Regions from separate parts of the Mus musculus genome. Here region 1 is linked to region 2. Evidence: chromatin loops called from intact Hi-C (ENCODE). Cell type or tissue: heart. All regions are shown on one strand. Links, peaks and the distances in the headings refer to the core of each region. The heading gives the core; the rest is flanking DNA. Region 1 overlaps Kcnh2 (potassium voltage-gated channel, subfamily H (eag-related), member 2). Region 2 overlaps Agap3 (ArfGAP with GTPase domain, ankyrin repeat and PH domain 3).

Region 1 (2,898 bases), core at 92-2,591, 140 kb before region 2:
GGCGGGGCTAGTCAGGAGCTCTCTGCCCTACCCACTACCCCTGCACTCACCATCACCAGGGCCCTCCTGCCTCTAACCGAGGGCCCTGAGCTCAGGAGCTCTGCCCGGGTGTCCCTTTAGCAGCTGCTCTTGTCCCCTGACCTCTGGCCTCTGACACACAGCTGTGGTGTTGAAGCTGTGTGGGGTGGGGGTGGGGGTGCCTGGGCCCAGCTGGAGGCTGTTTGGCACCCAGACAGACAGCCTGGAGTTTATGCCCTAATATGGTGATGGCCAGCAACGGCCTGAGCAGGGACTGGCCTCCTCAGGACTACAGAGGGGCAGGAGACTAGAATACCAAAGCTGGAGAGACCCCAGCTCTTACCCCCAAGAGCCCCAGAGATCCAGTCCCCAAGCCACTATGCTCACCGGGACATGTGTCAAAGAAGCCCGGAGTCTAGAACCAGGATGACTCTGGCGCTTCCAGATGGCTTAGGGGCTCTATCCCTGAAAGGGGCTAAGACATTCTGACCTGGTGTCAGATCTATCCATTCAGTCCAGGCTCCTCAGTAAGAGAATCCACACAGCCCAGGGCCCTGCATCTCAGATAGCTACGTCAGACCTTGGCAGCTCAGACAGTGACCCTAGGTCCCTGACCTGAAAATAATTCTTTTTAATTCTTCTCCAAGAGAAATTTCAAGATATGCCCCTCTCACAGGACAAGCCTGTTTCCCTCTTCCAGATACACAGACACAGAATGCTGACACTCCCCCTTTGCTGACATTCAAGGAATTTTTCTTTTCAAATATCCTGTCAAAGGCCTGGTTGTTCCGAGATATGACCTGTGCCCCCTTCCCGCTCCCCACCCCTCCCCCATCCTATGTAATCACTGATGGAAATAGATTGCAGTACCACCACGCATAGAAACAAAGAAAGCTGAAGACCAAGCAGGCCCTGGGCTCTAGAGGTACCAACCATCTCACTTGCCAACTTGGCAGAGTCTTATGTGACCTACCGGGTCACCAATCCCAGCTCTTTGGCTAGAAGTATGGAGGGGGTTTCTGGGGGTAAGGGAAGGACAGCCAGGCTGTGGGCAGGGCCCTCGGGTGCTAGCACAAAACAAATAGCCTGCGGTCAGCTTCCAGCTGAGAAGAAAGGTTGTGAACAAGTGGCTGAGCTGTCCCTGGGGAGCCTGAAACACTGCCTATCTACCCAGCCTCTCCCTAGATACCACCCTATTCCTCCCTCCTTCCCACTCGACCTGCTATCCCAGTAATGGTCCAGCTCATGTAAGGAAGAGGCAACCTCAAGGAGGGCCCTGGGGCCAGAGCTGGGCTAGGCTGCAGTTCCATCCAGCACCACTCTGTGGCAGGCACTGCCCACGTTCAAGAGGCAGACAGCTCTTGGAGCACTCCAGACCTGATGGGTGGGATGGAGTGGGGGTGGGGGTGGGGACACTGATGGGAACAGCAGGGAGCACCATTCTCTTTCTCAAGGAGGACATGGCACAATAGATGGGAGAGTCACCTTACAGAATGCTTATCTGTCACATGACATTGATCACACCGACTCACTGGGCCAAAGTCTGGATGAAATGACATACATAGTATATGACAGCCTGGCCTAAGAAGAGAGCTATGCACACTCAGAAGAAAGATGAACCTTTTCAATTGCCCCTGGGACAGTCTGATTTAAGTGGCTAATAGCAAAACATACCCTGATACCTGTCCAGCACCAGCCAGGCTCTATAACCATTTGGGTAGTGGGGCCTCCCTGCCCAGTCTAAGCCTGTCTTTGACCTCTCAGGACAGAAATAAAAAGAGGATGGCAGGCATACCAGTAACCACATACCTACAGGATCTGGCAGAGCCTTTGGTCTTGATGACCCAGGCCAGCCAGTCTCCTAGCAGCCTTCAAAGGTCATGCTGCTCACTCTAGGTCACTAGGTAGGGATGCAGTGGAAGGGCCACTCATTCTGAAAGCAGAAAATGTTCTGTTCAGACGACAAACCCTGGCTTGCTAGGATTCAATGCTCCATCACACTAAGGGGTCCACTTTGGAGTAACCCATCTGCACTCACCCAGCTCAGGTATGCTTCCAGTACATCAGAATCTAATCTCCCACCTCCGGGCACCACTGGCCCAGGCCTGCCTGAGTAGAAGTTATAGCTGGTGAGAGTTCAGAGAAGACCTACAGAAGACCTGGGCAGCCTTGGGCAACTTGGTGAGGTCAGGGTCTCACCTGTACAGCAGTAGGCTTCATGGCTTCCCCATTACCTCACAGTACCATTGAACATGCCACCACAGGTGAAGCATCTGGGATAACATGACCAAGAAGATGGCCCTGGTGCCTACTCTGACTGAGCCAGGTGTTCAATCGGACCCTAATTTGGCATCAGGACAAGATAGAGCAAGACAGAACAAACCACACGGTGGGTGTGTCCTGGGAAAATGAAGTATTCTGCCCCCAACAATCAAAAGACCCTGCTCTCCCTTGCATTTGCTGTGTAGCTGCAGACAGGTCACCCACCTCTCTGAGCTTAGATTCTCTGTGCATACCACAGGGACAAGAGATTTGTGCTCTGAGTGCCAGATGAGGTGACAGATGGCCTTCTAGAAGCATCTGGAGCTGTAATGAGGCAGAGTAGCAGGTCCCTGCAGGGAAGGTGACCTCTAGCACCCTCATCCTGGTTGCCTCCCTTGCCCCACTCCAAGCAGGAGGGGCTGCGCCAAAATGAGCCCAAAGTCACACTGAGGGCAGGGAGGCTGAGGCTGCAGTTGGCCCTGTCCGCCCCCCAGGCAGAGACTGTCTCCGGAGGAGCAGCCCAGGGCTGTGCAGTGTCAGGTTATATTTAGCCTGGTGGTGGCGACAGGAAGATGCAGCGGGAGCTGCTTCTGGCCAAGGGCCACCGTGTCGCTAACA
Region 2 (2,898 bases), core at 86-2,585:
TCGTGTCTTCTGAGTTTTATAATCTCCAAAGAAACAGGCTTCCTCAGTCATCAACATCACCTGCTGTAGCATCAAGCACCTCTCAGCCTTAAGAACATCAGAGTGGAACTCTGAAATAGGGTCACTTCGCTAAATTCTCCAGTTTACAGACAGAAGTCTGAAGCTCAGAGAAAGCATAAGATTTGCTTGTCTCCTGGCTCAGAATTGGGTCTTCTAACGAATCTGGACGGCCCTGGAATCCTGGGTCTTGGTCTTCCCTCTTTGGAGAAAGAGAAAATGGTTCACTTTTCTGCAAAAAACGGTCTCTTGTGGGGTGTGCTTGAGGACTGTTATTTATTTGGCCTGCTCTTAATGACAACTCCTCACCTACCTGCCCAGTCTTAGGAGGAGCCCTGGCTGGAATTTCCTGTTTTCTGAGGGCTCCTAGGGGCTGCCCTGCACCGCCGTTCCTGGGTGTTCCAGGCCAGACTTGCCGCCTCTCCTGGTTAGGCTGGCTCCAGGCCCTTCCAGGTCTGGGCTTGCAGGCTCAAGTGGAGGAGTCGAGGGACTCCATCGGCCCGCACCAGGTGCCCAGAGGCCGAGGTCCGTGCGCCCCGGCCGCGGCCCCGGCCTGGGCCCAGCCCCGCGTCCCTCGCCATGGGCCTGGCCTTCGCCTGTGGGCCCTGAGCATGGAGCGGGGCTGGTCGCCGGGGGAAAGCTGCAGCGGGGAGCGGCCCGCCGTCTGCCGCCGCGCCCTCAGCGTCTGCGACTCGCTGGACCTGCACAGCACCTCGGCCGACCGGACCGCCGCCGCCCTGCAGGCCGCCTTGTGCGCCGCACGCGAACAGCCTTCGCGGCCACGGAGCGTGTGCTCCGGGACTCCGGGGTCGGCGCCCTCCGGCGCGCGCGGCCTGCTGCTTGGCCTCTTGCGCCCGCGCCACGGCCGTCGGGGCCCTGCGCCCTCAGAACGGCCCGGCTCGCCACCGCCCAGCCCTGAGCTCAGCCCCGCGCCTATCCGGCGCAGCCGCGGACCTGGAGAGAGGGCATCCAGGCCGCGGCCCACCAGCATGACGTTCCTGGAGGTGAACCGTCTAGAGCTGGCGGCGACGGAGGCACCGGGCGCAGGGCTTGGCCGCACGGGGAGTTCGGGCTTCCTGCGGGGAGCGTCCCTATGGAGTAGCCAGCGCTGGCAGGTGTTCCGTGGTGGTGGCAGCCGCGGCACGGAGAGTCCCCGGCGCGGGCTGTCGGCGCTCAGGAAGAGTTTTAGCTTCCGTCTGCGCCGCGGCCAGGAGATCCGGCGCTCCGAGTCCGGGCTGCTTGCCCGGCCACCCCGCGCGCGCACCCGCAGCGACGGCGACGCCAGCTCCCTGGGTACCTTCCCCAGTCGCCGAGATTTGCTGGGCGCCGATACCCCGTGCGCGCCACCAGAGCCGGGCCGCCCCCGCGCCGCCGCCAGCCTCTGGAAGCTGCTCACCAGCCGCTTCCGCCGGAGGGAGCCCGCGCCCTCAGCGCCGCTGTGGAGCCGCCGGGCAGCCGCAGCCCCAGGACTCCTGGGCGCGCCAAGCGGTAAGGGGGAACGCTGTGCACCGTCGTCGTAGTGGCCTCTGGTTGAAGTCTGGCAGAAAACACTTTGTGTCGGAAACCTACCTGATAGAGACCGGTGGGTGAGCATTGCCTAGAATAGCTAGGTCTGGCCCAAGTCCCCTTACTGGTTAGATGGTATGCTTAGGGTCGTTGGAAGTGTCCAGAGGAGATGGCAGTGGCAGAGGATTCCAGGCAATGGCACTGCCCATAGCATCCTGGCGTGGCATCCTAAGAGATTTTAAGGACCTTCGTTCCAGTGCCAACCTCTTTCTATACGGTGGCTCTTTCTATACATCTTTCTATACAGTATGGCTGCTCAGGAAAGGAGCAAGCTAAACTAGAGAGTTTCTTAGCTGGGGGCTGACCACTCTCCCTAGCTGCCTCTACAGCTGAGGTCAGGGACTGATTGTGGCCTTGAATGAGATAATGCTGTGAGACATCTGTGGGCCGGGCTAGTGAGTGGGAGCTGGGCAGGACAGCAAGTACTGCCCAGACAAAGTCCTGCCCAGGCCAGGCTGTCTAGAATGTGCTGGGGAATAAGAGATGAGTGCTGGCTGTCAAGCCAGGGGCACTGAGCAGCAAGCAAGAGGCTTCCTGCCCGAGGACCTTGTCTGAGTCTAGAGGGCCAATGGTGCTGAGTGTGAGCTCATGAAAGGGAGCCTGGAGGCTGGTCTCCTGCAGAGGGGCTGGGGAGAAGGCCTGGCAGGGCCTGGTAGATGTGCTTCATTGGACCTGCCTCTACAGAACAGGGCCAGGTGAGGCTCCTCCCTCTTCACCCTGGCTCAGGAATGTGGTAGGTGGCCCCACCCTGCCAAGGGTGAGCTGTTCCTACTCGCAGGAAGGAGACTGGTCCCCTTGCCAGGGCCCTGCCCATTTTGGGTCTGGTCTGAGACCTGCTGGAGAGGCCTCTCATCTAGGTGAGAGGCATCAGGCACCAAGCCAGATGAGCTCATGTGGACCATAAAGAGGAAGACGAGGAGGGGCAACAAACCTGTACAGTACAGGCAGGATGAGCATCAGCACAGACCTGCCCCGAGGACTGTCTTTGCTCTGTTCCCTAGGGAGCTAGGGGTGAGGGTCAAGGTCCCACGGAGGACAGTGGTCTCTGGTCTTGACAGAGAGTATTGTAGGTGGTAGGTGTGTGCACACCCCTGACGGCATGGCTCTGTCTTCACAGACTCATTTGTGAACAGCCAGGAGTGGACCCTGAGCCGCTCTGTGCCAGAGCTTAAAGTGGTGAGTGGGTCCTGTGTCTGGGTGGGCCCTGGCTGGTTCCACCCTTTCCTCGGTGGCCTTGCTCTCTCTCCCTGGCTTTTTCTGGGCCCCTCTATACCA

Evidence for each region. A loop is a pair of places that touch in the nucleus more often than their neighbours do. Peaks named below come from ENCODE experiments on the same cell type or tissue, not always from the same donor. Only the 100,000 strongest peaks of a DNase experiment are listed, where the experiment ranks them.
Region 1: a loop joins it to region 2, with 2.5 times the contacts of the local background. A loop is called at or near these places in 2 of 42 quality-filtered maps.

What each region holds. Positions count from the first base shown.
Region 1 is chr5:24,334,743-24,337,640 of GRCm38, forward strand. The region is part of intron 2 of Kcnh2 (potassium voltage-gated channel, subfamily H (eag-related), member 2); the gene reads right to left. All of the region lies in intron 3 of Gm15589 (a long non-coding RNA gene), which reads left to right. Among named protein-coding and RNA genes, the nearest start is that of Kcnh2, 15 kb to the right of the region's middle. In heart, for the core only: CTCF peaks have their summits at 1,330 and 1,530; a DNase peak (open chromatin) is centred at 1,329; H3K4me3 peaks cover 886 bases; H3K27ac peaks cover 2,335 bases.
Region 2 is chr5:24,473,638-24,476,535 of GRCm38, forward strand. Agap3 (ArfGAP with GTPase domain, ankyrin repeat and PH domain 3) reads left to right here. Exons shown (of 18, transcript NM_139153.2): 2 at 2,741-2,799. Among named protein-coding and RNA genes, the nearest start is that of Agap3, 23 kb to the left of the region's middle. In heart, for the core only: CTCF peaks have their summits at 786 and 1,479; DNase peaks (open chromatin) are centred at 1,144, 1,520, 2,036, 2,444 and 2 weaker places; H3K4me3 peaks cover 2,082 bases; H3K27ac peaks cover 1,195 bases; H3K27me3 peaks cover 591 bases.